Linked DNA regions of Homo sapiens: region 2 is linked to region 1. The links are chromatin contacts, found by Hi-C or POLR2A ChIA-PET in ENCODE. All regions are on one chromosome and are shown on one strand. Each heading gives the region's core, a stretch centred on a gene start or an enhancer-like site at or near the end of the contact. The rest is flanking DNA. Distances are from core to core; before and after follow the strand shown. Region 1 overlaps ZBTB7C (zinc finger and BTB domain containing 7C). Region 2 overlaps ZBTB7C (zinc finger and BTB domain containing 7C).

Evidence for each region. Hi-C counts contacts between places; a loop is a spot of excess contacts on that map. ChIA-PET counts read pairs that join two places held with the same protein, here RNA polymerase II (POLR2A). Pooled maps may share reads with other maps.
Region 2: a loop to region 1 is called in a map of mammary epithelial cell, with 2.2 times the contacts of the local background. The contact joins two enhancer-like sites. A Hi-C loop is called at or near these places in 13 of 168 maps with a recorded cell type or tissue (Calu3, PC-3, PC-9 and 6 more) and 8 of 50 pooled maps. POLR2A ChIA-PET finds 5 or more read pairs at or near these places in 3 of 52 experiments (H1, OCI-LY7 and SK-N-SH).

The regions. Positions count from the first base shown.
Region 1 is chr18:48,048,000-48,054,238 of GRCh38, reverse strand. All of the region lies in intron 3 of ZBTB7C (zinc finger and BTB domain containing 7C), which reads left to right. Among named protein-coding and RNA genes, the nearest start is that of ZBTB7C-AS1, 110 kb to the left of the region's middle. RefSeq lists an enhancer at 1-33. Within about 2 kb of position 3,831, at least 2 of the 41 ENCODE cell types and tissues checked have a DNase peak (open chromatin) inside an H3K27ac peak, as active enhancers do; they include thyroid gland, where a contact is called at or near this core.
Region 2 is chr18:48,213,938-48,220,252 of GRCh38, reverse strand. All of the region lies in intron 2 of ZBTB7C (zinc finger and BTB domain containing 7C), which reads left to right. Among named protein-coding and RNA genes, the nearest start is that of ZBTB7C-AS2, 35 kb to the left of the region's middle. Within about 2 kb of position 2,817, at least 6 of the 41 ENCODE cell types and tissues checked have a DNase peak (open chromatin) inside an H3K27ac peak, as active enhancers do; they include thyroid gland, where a contact is called at or near this core.

The DNA.
Region 1 (6,239 bases), core at 2,582-5,081:
CTCAAATACAGCGCCAAGAGATTCTTCTCCTATCCAGAACCTTCCCTGATTTCCTTCGCGGAAGGATTCCAATGCTCATGAGGCCCCTGCCTCACCGTCCCACCCACGCCCAAGACTCCCACATGGTGGGCTGCAGTGTTCCCTGCTCTGCTTCCCAGACTAGCCTGTCTCTAAATTCGTTGAACTTAAATCTTTGAACCCAGCACCGCAAACTCCCTGGCATTCCTGTCTGCATGTGCCATCCTCACTCAGCCTCTGCGCATGCCTTCGCACAAGCTAATCCCTTTGCCAAAATGTTGTCCTTCCCCTGCCCCACATCCCTGGCTGCTTGGGGGCCTCACCTCCTTGGAGGAGTCCCCTTCCTGGGCCCAGCAGAGTCCCCGTCCTCTGACCCCAGGCACCCCATCTGCCTCCATGAACCAGCACTTAGCACTCATTTTAGGTCTTGTCTTTACTGTCTCTCCCACTCTTCTGTGGCTTCTTAAGACCAGGAGCTCCATCTCTTTCATCCATGTTTCTCCAGCACTTAGCTAAATGGGTAAATACTGCAGTAGCTGAGAGAGACAGTTGCAGACTGCTTAGGAAACCCGGAACCTGACTGCTTAGGTTCAAGCCTCGGCTCTACCTCAGTTTCCCTACTTGAAAAATGGGGTGATAATGATGACAGTAGCCACCTCATGGGGTTTTTGAGAGGATGAAATGAGAGAAATATAAATGCAAATATAAATATAAATATAAATGTAAAATATTTAGGACAGCGACTGGTACCTAATGGGCACCCAGAGTACATCTCAGTGACCAGTTTGATTCAGTCAAAGGTGAAGGAATCTCAGAATTGGTCCTTCCATCACCTGTTTACTGTGTCTCTGTGCAGCATACCTGAAGTCACCATTATGGGAGAATGAGTTGTGTTCCTGTCCATTCCCCAACCCGCGCATGCAAGGCCTGTGGGGTGTCTGTAATGAATCTGTGCACATTCTGCAGAAGCGGCCGCTCCCAACTCCATGCCCATTCTTGGCCACTGTAGGGGCGATGGGAAGACAGACATGGAAGCTGCCTCCTCACTTTTCCTCTGGGGCAGGCGGAAGGGACGCATCAAGCACTTTTACCAACCTGTTGAGTCGTCATCACTCTACTCACTGTGGTCAAATAATAACCCCACCTTGACCTTGTAGAACACTCGTCATCTGAAAGTCCAACGTGTGTTCACATGTATTTTCCTGTGTAACTTGGCAGGGTCCCAGAGAGAACTAAAGTGAAGGGGGTGGGAGGAGAAAGAGGGCAAAGTCAAGGTCACAGGAAACCCAAAGTGAGATGCAGCAGCCCCAAGACATCTGAAGTCGAGCTGTGCATGACCTCAGAATCCAAGGATCTATCCTGGAACCAAAATATTGAAATGGATTCATGTGTGGGCAGCAAGGGACATTCACAACCAGCTAGTCTTATATAAAAGAAGAAACTGAAGCTCAAACAGGGACCCGGCCGCTTCAAGGTCACATGAAGCAGTTGCAGAGCAGAGCTAGGATTTTAACTATAATTCCTCCCCCAGAGGGTTTTGGCCTGCTGTCTGCTGACTGCACACCTGGGTACTTCCCAGCCTTTGCTCCTCATGCTCCCGGCCTTTCTCTGCTCCAACTATGGCCCCCTCACCTGGCCTCTGCTTTCCTTTCTGCCTGGTGTAAAGTCCCCAGGGCCAGCAGCAATGGACTCAGCTTCCAGAGCCCTACCCACAGCACTGGGAGCCCTTGGCACGTGGGTAGAAGAGGCATGCAGACAGCACACTCAGAGGCTAGCCAGCTGTGGAGCACCTTAATGCCTTCTAGAACAGATGCCAAAATATCCCCAGGAAGGGTCAAAATATGGTACCACTTAGCCCAGTTATCCACACACAACCTCTTCAATAACTAGCAAAATCTAAACCATTTCCACTCTACTAGAGGAGATGGCCCCTTTGGGCAGAAATGGCTACAAAGAATAGTGCTCTCATGGGTTGATGCTTGTCCCACCCTTCCACCACAGCCCCACCCTCCAGGGAGCCATCCAACACCAGAAGGGGACATCTCCTGTGAAGGCAGCCTGAGGCCATTGGGAGTATGAAACTCAGTAACGCGTGGCCTAGTGCTGTTTATGGGAGACGAGTGATTTATTTTATTATCTAAATTTTCAGTGGTTTAATAAGGTTTAATAAGCCTCCCAAGAAGTTTTCTGGCTCAGGAAATCGCCTGTAATAAACACAAGTAGTAAATCCTTTATTTTGAACATGAAAGAGGTGTGCAACTTTTCTTAAAAGAAAACAAGTCTCCCCCCACTGCCCCCTAGAAAATAAAGGATGAAAAAATAATTAAAGAACAACAGCTTGAAGGGGCACCATTTGATTTGCCTGCCGCAGACTTCCATGGCCAACCCGGCCAGGGTGCCAGCCATCTGCGGTGGCACTCCTCTCCATTGGTGTGTCCCGCCAGCTCTTGACCCTGCAGTTGCACCCTAGCAAACTGAAACGAGCCCTCACTTTGTGACTGAGGCCAGGCAGCCCCGTAGGGAACCCACTTTTTCTGTCTTTCTTGCAAGTCCCCTGCATGGTGCATTAGCAAAAGCAATGGCCTCAGGGAAGATGCGAGCGCCCCCACTCTCATCCCATCACTTTGTGACCTTAGCCTCACCTTCACTTTAGTTTCCTCATCTGTCAAATAGGCATAATTCCGCCTGGCCTGCCACCAAAGAGGTCAAAGTGCTTTGAAAGGTAAAAGGCTCCAAGCCACCCCTTGGATGAGGGGATGAGGGCAGTGGTCCTGGCACATCCACTTCAGATTGCCCCAGAGGCCTCAGGCAGCCTCTACATAGACGAAGGGGGTCCTCTAGGTGTGACTGAGCAGCTCTGACACTCATGTACCCTCAGCCTGAATCCCACACCCATTTCTATCCCCAAAGCCCAGGTGTGAGGCTTCCCCTCATTCTTCCTCACCCATCTGCCCATCCCTTGGGCTACGCTCTTCGGTACCCTTCAAGTCCAGCCTAGAGAAGCGCACCCTGGCTTTTGCCCTACTCTAAACCTCTATGGGGATCTTAGACCTTGTTCTGATAAAATCAAACCAATGCTGGTGTAGAGGAGATGGAGAAAGGGTTGAAGAGGTGGCGATGATGTTGGGGCTGGAGGTCAACAGGGGATACAGCCTCATACAGGGGGCAGAGCCTAGGTGACCAGCAGGAGGTTTGGGACCTCTGTCACTTACACAGTTCTGTGACCTTGGGCAAATCAATTCACCAGCAGGAGCTTAGGTTTCTCGTTGGCAAAATAGGCAAAATAATTCCTTATGTACACAGGGATCCTAGGAAAACATGAAGAAAAATGCCTGTGAACAAGCTTTCCTGAAAGTAAAGCTCAACAGGCATGTGGCATTGTTAACCCAGGGGGTTTCAGCAGAGAACCATGAAGCAGAGACTTGAGTGACTGGTTGCAGAAAAAAAACTCAGACCTTAGATGTAGGGGCAGAGAAAATCTGTCTGTGACTGGGATGAGAACCCAGGGGTGCCTGCTTCCTGGGTCTGGCCTCTTCTGGGCCCTTGCTTGTCTTGTCAAGGGGGCTGGACATTGCAGGGAAAGAGGAGGGGGTGCACAATTGTGTGAGGTGGGAAGGGCCTGCATTCCAGCTGTAAGGGAACACCTGGATGGCCATTGCCCTTAGCAGAGGAAGAAAGCTCAGAGCAAATCGCACAGAAACCCTGAGGGGCTGAGTGGGCCAGGCTCAGCTGGGGACTGCGGGCTCTAGGCGTGTCCTGGCAGGGTGGCAGAGCAGGTGGGGCCGGCTTTACCCAGTGTGGGCGCTCTGCCTGGGGTGCTCGTGGCGGGCAGGGCACAGGCTAAAAGTTGAAGTAGCCCTGCCCAGCCTCCCAGCCCACATGTCTGGTTCCAGCCTCTGGGGCAGCCAAGGCCCAGGGGCATTCCAGGGCCAAGGGGTGTGACCACCTTGCTTGGGGAAACTGCCAAGGGCTGGGTGGGTGTGCCCAGCAGAGATCTAGGGCTGGCCAGCTGCTTGGGCCAGGTCTCCCACCCTTTATCCTGCCCTAACCCACCACCCCTTTGTGGATTTCAGTGCCTACAGACCACGAGTAAAGACCTGCTCAAAGAACGCAGGTAGCCGCTGCCCAACCTCATTCCCACATCTGGAGAGGAAATCCACATCCCTTCTCACCCCATGCAGCACACCTCCCACCCCCACCTCAGCCACTAATTCCACCAGGTGGCTGTGAAGCTCCAGGCCTGGGCATGGGAGGAGGTGGAGGCTGGAGACTGGGTGGGGACAGCTTCCGGGATAGTGGGAGTCGGCTGGCTGGGGCCAGCTTGCCCTGGGGATTTGGCAGATGGAACCACCATCCTGAGCCCAGATTTGCTGAGCTGAGCAGGATTCAGGGAGGCACCAGACTTGTGGATCATAGCAATAGAATTGCACCAACAGTTCTATTCTTGAAGGGCAGGAAAGCAATGGGACTCAAGCAGAAATCCAGTTCCCACCCTGCTGTTTTCTAGCTGCGTGACTTGGAGCAGGTCACTTAGCCTCTCTGATTACCATAACAGGGATCATAATACCAGCAGAAGAATGAAATGAATTAATATAAGCACCTTATGAATGATAGGGCTCTGTTCAAATGTCAGGTATCCCACGGCAGAGGGCTGGGGCCATCCCACTGCCTTTTGTGATTTCAAAGCTATCCCCTTTGTTTATTTGAACCAATCTCATTCATACAGTGTCTACCATGTTCCTACTTGCTGGCATCCTGGGAGTAATGCAGAAATACAAGAAATAGACCCTGCCTTGAAGCAGGTGATCTCACTGGGGGAATGGGACTTCCAAATAACCCAAGTGTGCCTGGAACCTCAGGCTGACTCATTCCACTCACATACCACTCGGCGAGATCCATGCAATTACTTCCCCATTTCCTAGATAAGGAAACTGAGGCAGCAGAAGTATATAATTTGCCTACACCAGCACTTCATGTTCCTAGTAAAACTAAGACTAGAACACGAGTCCTTTACTAGCCAGGCAGGCTTGCACCTAGTTGGGGGCACTGTGGTCTAACAGAGGGGACACAGGCTTGGGCATTAACCTATTTATGCAAGAGGTTGAGAATCTTTTTGTGAAAAATCAGACTTTGGCGATGACCTTGAGCAGTAGGCTATAAATAACTCCCACAAGCTTAGTGTTCCAATAATGGAACACTAGGCATAAATGGGTTAAAACATCCTAGTTCTAATTCTAGCTCTGACACTGATTTGCCATGTGGCCTGGGGCATGGGCTTCGTTCTGTGCCTAATTTTCTCATCTGTAAAATGGACGTAAAATTTGTACCAGCCTTGCCAAGCTCTTTGGGTTAGAAGTACCTGAGACAAGGAGGTATGAAAAAACCTTAGAAGATGGTGATGCTCCGAACAGATGCCAGGGGAGAGCCCTGGGAGCCTGTAAGGACCCTTCTCAGGGAGTGTCTTCAATAGCGTAGATCTCTGCAAAACTGTGCAGAAGGCAAATTGGTTTCTGTTATGGCCCCATCCCTGCAAAAACACCCATAAGATGTCTGCATCCTTCCTGGACTTCACAATTGCTAGCATTGGTTGAGCACTGACTACATATCAGGAGGCAATTTGTGTGCATTACCTCATTTGATCCTCATGGCAACTCATCCTCATTGTACAGATGAGGAAACCCAGCTCAAGGAGGGTAATTACCAAGTCCCACAGGTCATGGGGTGGTGAAGCGAAGATGTCAGCCCAGGCTATCTGAGAGCGGGGACCTCACCCTCAACCTCCTCAGTCAACTCCAGGCACAGTGTCAGCACCAGCTGAGGACAATTTGTTTGATCCCACTTGGGGAATCCAGGTTAAGCCTATTTTCAGAAGGGATTTAAAGCTCTCCAGATCCATTCCGGATTCAAATGATGTAGAGCATGTTCTTCCTGCCCCCTCTGCCCAACAAAATGCTTTCTACTCTTCACAGCTCAGACAAGGCCCCTGTTCCTAGAAGCCTTCCCTGACCCCCAGCCCACAGGGATCGGTACCTTTCTGCCCATACCACTCATTTGCACTCCATACTCCTTAGTCACCTGGCAAGCTTGGGTCTCAGCCCCCTCTGCTCATCTTTCCAGGCTGGCTCTGATTAAACCCCTAGACTAAGAGTCAGCCTCCCAGGGGAAGGGTCCAAATCCCCCTGCCCTTGAATTGGACTTCCCAGGGGGCAGCATGGTGAAGG
Region 2 (6,315 bases), core at 1,568-4,067, 170 kb before region 1:
CCTGATTTGAATAGGATCTCAACTGCACTATGGGCCAAACTGGACTGTGAGTGAACTGAACTGTGCTCTGCCTTCAGAGGGAACTGGGGCTGGCACCTTCAAGTTTCTGAGTGTGTGAACTTGGGGCCTGGGATCTCTGGTCCCAGAGCAGATGTTGAGTTCACCAGGCCCCTCAGCAGCAGAGAATGGGTCTGGTGAGCAGGCTAGTGGGCTCTGTGCCACATCTGCGGATGACAGAAGTCTTTGGGACAAATGTTGGCCAACACCCCAGTGTGAGGCCATCTTCTGGGAGGGGCCATAACAGGACACATGGGGGCCTCCTCTTTATCCACTGCCTCAGCTTTGGTCTGGTTCTGTTGCAATTGCCTCCCAACCTGTCTCTCAGCCTCCATCCCTCTCCATCCATCCCACTCTCTGCTCTGACACCAGTTACCCAAATAGGGATCTACCTGACCAACTCAGTCCACTCCTCCAACACTCTGATCCCCTCTGGCCAAGGATGCGAGATGCAGCATGCAAGACTCCTTGCTCAGAGATCTCTCTTCCTCCCTCCTGCCACCTGCCCACCTTGCCACCATGTGACTCTTTTTGCAAATGAAGGCATTACCCCTTGTTGAAATGCAGCCCTCTAAGCCTCTGTGGGTTGTCAATGCCTGAGTGTGGCTTTGTGCATAGAACTCTGCCACCTGCTGCCTAGGCCTGAATCCTTTCCCCGCTATTTACAGGCTGTGTGACCTGGGAAGGCACTTAAGCTGTGTACCTCAGTGTCCCCACCTGGAATGTGGGAATGATATGGTACTTGCCTCATTGGGATACAGTAGGGAGTAAATGAATTAATGTGTGCAGATGCTTAGAACAAGGCCCTGCATGAAGTCAGTTCTCATCAGATGTTAGTGTTGTCATCATTATTGTTATTTTACCCAACTAGCTGAGGCCAGATTTTGCTAGGAGGGAGAGCCCAGGGCAGTGCCTGGGAGGGCAGGGGCCGGCAGCATATGCAGTGTGGGAGGAGGGATTGACACTGCAGCTCGGGAGTGAGTCCGATATACTTCTGCTGCCATGGGCAGGTGGCTCCCCCTCATGCTCTGGCTGCTGCATCTATAAGACAGAGAAAACAGGAGGCTTTACCCAGCATTCCTCAGTCCAGTCCCAGGCCTGAGGGTCAGATGGAACGATAGATGGGAAGGGGCTTGTGATGGGGGCTGCTGTTATTATAAAGTTGGAGAAGGGGCTGGTTGGCAGACAAGCTGTGGTGAACACATACAAATGGGGTGAGGGTCCTGTGTGCAGGGGCTCTAGGGAGAGCCTCCAGGGGGGTCTCTGCCACATGCCTTTTGCTGAGAGCTGCCTGGGAGAGAGGGACCTTCACTCTTGGCCCCGGCATAGCTGTCTTCCAAGTGTAGGCTCTTACTGCCTAGGCAGCCCTGAGGGCTAGTGGTGGATGGAGCTGTAGCAGGGCAGGCCTGTAGGTGGGTAGCCCCACATGCAGAGCGTGGATGTCAGCCATAGTCGGCAGTGGTGCAGAAGGCTTGAGGTGAATGAAAGGGAGGTTCTTAGGCCAAGGAGAGCAGAGTCCAGGATGCAGAGGCTACAACAACCTGTTTGAAGGAAATAAATGGAAAATGTACTTGTGGTTTAAAAATCAACAAACACCACCACAGATCCACTGAAACCAGGCCCCTGCTTTCAAGCATCTTACCAGGCAGGGCCCTGTGTGTGCCATGTAGAGAGAGGGCTGGACCAGGCAAACCCCAAGCTGTCCCATGCGTGTGCACGCCTTTACTGTTTGCACAAGTGTGTATAGAAGGCCTGCCTTTGGCCTCACCCTGTACCAGGTCTTCTGCCCTGGAGAAGTTTTCATTCTAGGAGGGAATACCTGGGGGCAGAGGCAGCACCTCCTGGGAGAGAGCAGGGTGACCAGCCTCTCGAGCCAGCAGAGGCACAGTCACATTCCTTTTGATTCAGCGGCCCTTTGCAGCACCATTGTCTGCAGAGCACTGGTACTATGGGGAATGGGCTGTCACCCTGACTGTGCAGGCCTGGGGTGAGGGTGGCAGGAGACTACCACATGTACCCAAGGCCACAAGGGAAGCTGAACGTGGACGCTGCCAGGTCTAGTGAGCCACCCCGGAACCCTGGTGTTCGGTGTTGACTTTGAACCAGGCACCCTGGACTTGCAGGTGCAGGTAGGGCTCCATGACCTTTTCCATGGTGGTGGTGTGGCAGTCTCCCTGAATAGGGCAGCAGGAGACCCAGTGTCACCTTGGCCTTTGCTGTGGTCTGTCTACTGTGGTACACTGAGTTGGTAGCCGTGTGGCTCATCCCAGGGCTCCCCCTGGGACGGTGATGTTGTGAGCACATTGTTCTCTATTCTAGAAGGACTACCATGAACAGATGCTCTTAGAGGAGCCACAAGCAGACAACCCAGTGTTCCCTGGCCACCCAAGGCCACCACCCTCTAGTCAGGCCAGACAGGGCTGGCTGGGAGGCAGGGGCCTTAAGATATGAGACACGGCCTAGTGATAGGGCCCTGTGAGTTGGGGCAGTGGGGTTAGTGCCGTGATGGATGGGATTACACGGGGAGTGTGGCTCTCTGGGGGCTTTCATCTTCCAGGAAGAAATGGGGCTTTTCAGGTGGATAAGAAGATCTTCACAGAGATCCAGAGGTGAGTGAGGGACAGCAGGCCCCACAGGAGACTGCAAAGACTTCAGGGTGGCTGGCTAGGGGTGTGTAGAGCAGAGGAAGGAGAGGAGAAGGAGGGGGACTCAAAGGCCCTCAGTGGTCAGGTGGTGGCTGGCTTACGTCCAGTTGGCCAACTTCAAAATCCCCTGTGCTTACGCTGCAGGAGAGGCCTCCGCGGGTTTTAAGCCTGGGAGTGACAGGGTCAGATCTGTGTCTTAGTAATGCTTCTGATGGTTGCGTGAGGGCTTCTTGGGGACAGGAAGGACAGGAGGGCTTGAAGGCAGAGAGTTCAGGCCTACCAAAGAACGCTGGGGAGAAATGGTGTTTTCGTTTGCTCAGGCTGCCGTAGCAAATCACACATACTGAGTTGAGTGGGTGAGGTCATAGGAATTGATTGTCTCATGGCTCTGCAGGCCAGGTGTCTGAGATCAAGCTGTCAGCAGGGTTGGTTCCTCCTGAAGCTGTGAGGGGAACCTGCTGCAGGCCTCTGCCAGCTTCTGGAGGGCTGCTGGCAGCCTGTGGCACTCCTTGGCTTCAGCTGCATCACCCAAGCTCTGCCTTCCCATCACACGGCCTTCCTGCGCATGCTGGTGTCCAAACCTCCCCTTTTTATAAGGACACCAGTCAGGCTAGATTAGAGACCTACTCTCATCCGGTATGACCTCATCCTAATTAATTACATCTGCAGTGTTCTTATTGCCAAATAAGGTACTTGAAGGTAGGACCTTACCACATGAATTCGGGGTGGACACAGTTCAACCCACAACAAATGATGAGGGTCTAGTGGCTGTGGGGGCCATAGGATGGAGAGGAGGGATGGATCCACAGGCACTCAGGAGATGGACTGAGCGGGCTCAGGATGCACAGAGTGTGGGCTGACGGAGCGGGGTTTTAGGATGACTGCTGGCTTCTGATGAGAAGTTGTCAGGGGGAGGAAGCAGGAAAGGATTTCTACTTGCCTTGGAAAATTGGCGAGGAGCTTGAGATGTGTCTGGCCCGGAGACCCAGGTTTGGGACTCGTCAGTGTATGCCACCTTCGCCCCCCAGGGAGTGAGCACCCAGAAGCCAGCCATGTAGATCTCTCTTCCCTCAACTCCTAGCAACTGGGTTGCCCTCGCTGCCCATTTTGCCTCGTGATTCTGCAAGGTTATGCAACTGCTTCCAATGTGTCTGCAGCACTCTCTCCACCAGACTGTGAGCCTCAGAGACCAGAGACTGCATTTTCTACCCCCTCAGGCTTCTCTGATGCCCAGCAAGTCCACACAGCTCTTCCTCCTTACTGGTGAGCTGGAGAAAACAAATTTCTCTTCAGCACAATAAAGAACTTGAAAACAAGAAAAGCTGCCCACCATGAAATCAGCTGCCTGCTGTGGTAGTGAGTGCCCCATGGCTGGTATAAACCAAAAATAAAATTCTAAGTCCCCCACTGACTGAATGGACTCCTCCTCTCAGCCAAGGGGATTCCATAGAAACCCGAAAAACTAGTTCAAGCCATGAAGGGAAGAGAGGGTTGGACACGCCTTATTATACTCTCCTCCTTTTGGAATTCAGGCACGACTGACCAGCATTGACAATAAAACAGAGATGTTAAGACTGACAAGACAAACTCTTTTGTACCATTAAGATAACAACCTGACTTTAGTATAGCATCACATGACAGCAGGCCCTGAAGGAAAATCAAAGTACTTTACCCCAAAATATATTTCTTTAGCATATTTTGAATTATGTCAAAAAAGTCTGAAAATATGCCCTGAAAATCTGTCTACTGTGGGGGAAATTTACATTCTGTAGAAAATCCCTTTCCCTTTCCAGGTCTTTTTCTGATCCTGAAGAGAGTAGCTGAGAGACCAGCACCTTTTAAAGGTCTAAATGGGAAACACTTGCCATCTATTGCCTCTAAGGGTGGCCATTTATGAGGCTTCATCTACATAACAAGAACTTTAGTCTTGACAGCCCCTTACCTTAACCCAGACACTCCTTTCTATTGATTCCAGGTTTTAAAATAATAACTTAACTCTTTCAACCAAGTGCCAATCAGAAAATCTTTGAATCCACCAATGGTTTGTAATTCACTGCTTCAAGTTGTCCCACATTTCTGGACTGAACCAATGTATACCTCTCATATATTGATTGATGTCTTATGACTCGCTAAAACACATAAAACCAAGCTGTAACCCAACCACCTTGGCCACATGTTCCCAGGACCTCCTGAGGCTGTGTCATGGGCTGTGTCTTCCCATTTGGCTCAGAATAAATATTTTTGAATATTTCACAGAGTTTGGCTTTTTTGGTCAACACTGGGAGTAAGCCTACCAAGCTGGGGATGCTATGGAGAGGAGTCTACCCCAAGTGGACCGTTGGCTTCTGTGTCTTCTAAGGTTCTGCTAATGTCAAGATTGAATAATGAGGATGACCACGATTCCATGAGCAGGATTATTGGAACTGGTCTTTTTAACCTAGAACCTGGAGGAGATTTATCATTAATCAATGTATTTTATCATTTTATGTTTCACCCACTTCAAAAGAGGACTAGTGACATTGTGAGTTTTATAAACACATATATGCAACAAGATGGCTAAAAATAAGGTTGGAGACCATATGATCCAGCAATCCCACTTCTAGATATAAACCCGAAGGAATTGAAAGCAGAGACTCAAACAGATCCTTGTACACCTATGTTCATAGCAGCATTATTCACAATAGCCAAGAGGTGGAGGCAAACCAGTGTTCACTGATGGATGAGTGGATAAACTTGATATATACATAAAATAGAATATTATTTAGCCTTAAAAAGTAGGGAATTTTGACACATGCTACCACATGTCACAGGGTAAACCCCAAAATTGGGGTTCTTGGCTTTATGCAGGAAGAAATTCAAGAGCGAGCTAACAGAGTGAAGTGAATGCAAGTTTATTAAGAAAGTAAAGGAATAAAAGGGTTGCTACTGTCATGGCAGTGGTGGGAGTTTCCTTTAGCATGCTGATGTATTATAATTAGCATATAATGAGCAATGAGGGTGGCCATCTTGGTTTTGGTAGGTTTTAACCAGCTTCTTTACTGCATCCTGTTTTATCAGCAGGGGCTTTGTGACCCGTATCTTTTGAAACCAGTCCTGCCAACATGTTTGAACCTTGAGGACATTATGTTAAGTGAAATAAACCAAATGCAAAAGGACAAACACTGCATGATTCCATCATATGAGGGACCTAGCATAGTTAAATTCCTAGAGACAGAGAATAGCTGGTGGTTGCCCATGGCTGGGAGGAGGGAAGAATGGGGAATTTATGTTTATTGGAGACAGTTTCAGTTTGGGAAAATGAAAAAAAGTTCTGGAGGTGGATGGTGGGGATAGTTGCCCAACAATGTAAATGTGTTTAATGTCACTGAACTGTACACTTAAAATAATTAAAATGGTAAATTTTCATGTTATGTGTATTTTACCACAATTTTAAAAAATTGACTTGGAGAAAAAGCAGCCACCAGTCTTTCCAAGTCTACCCTGTGTCGTGGCACCAAGGAGTGCACAGTGGCCTCTAAGTGGTGCCTGCACACGGTGTCCGCTCTCACCGCAAGGCAGGCTGATGCGTGTCCAAGCACCTTTGACTCACCTCACCCTGCATTTGCCACACACG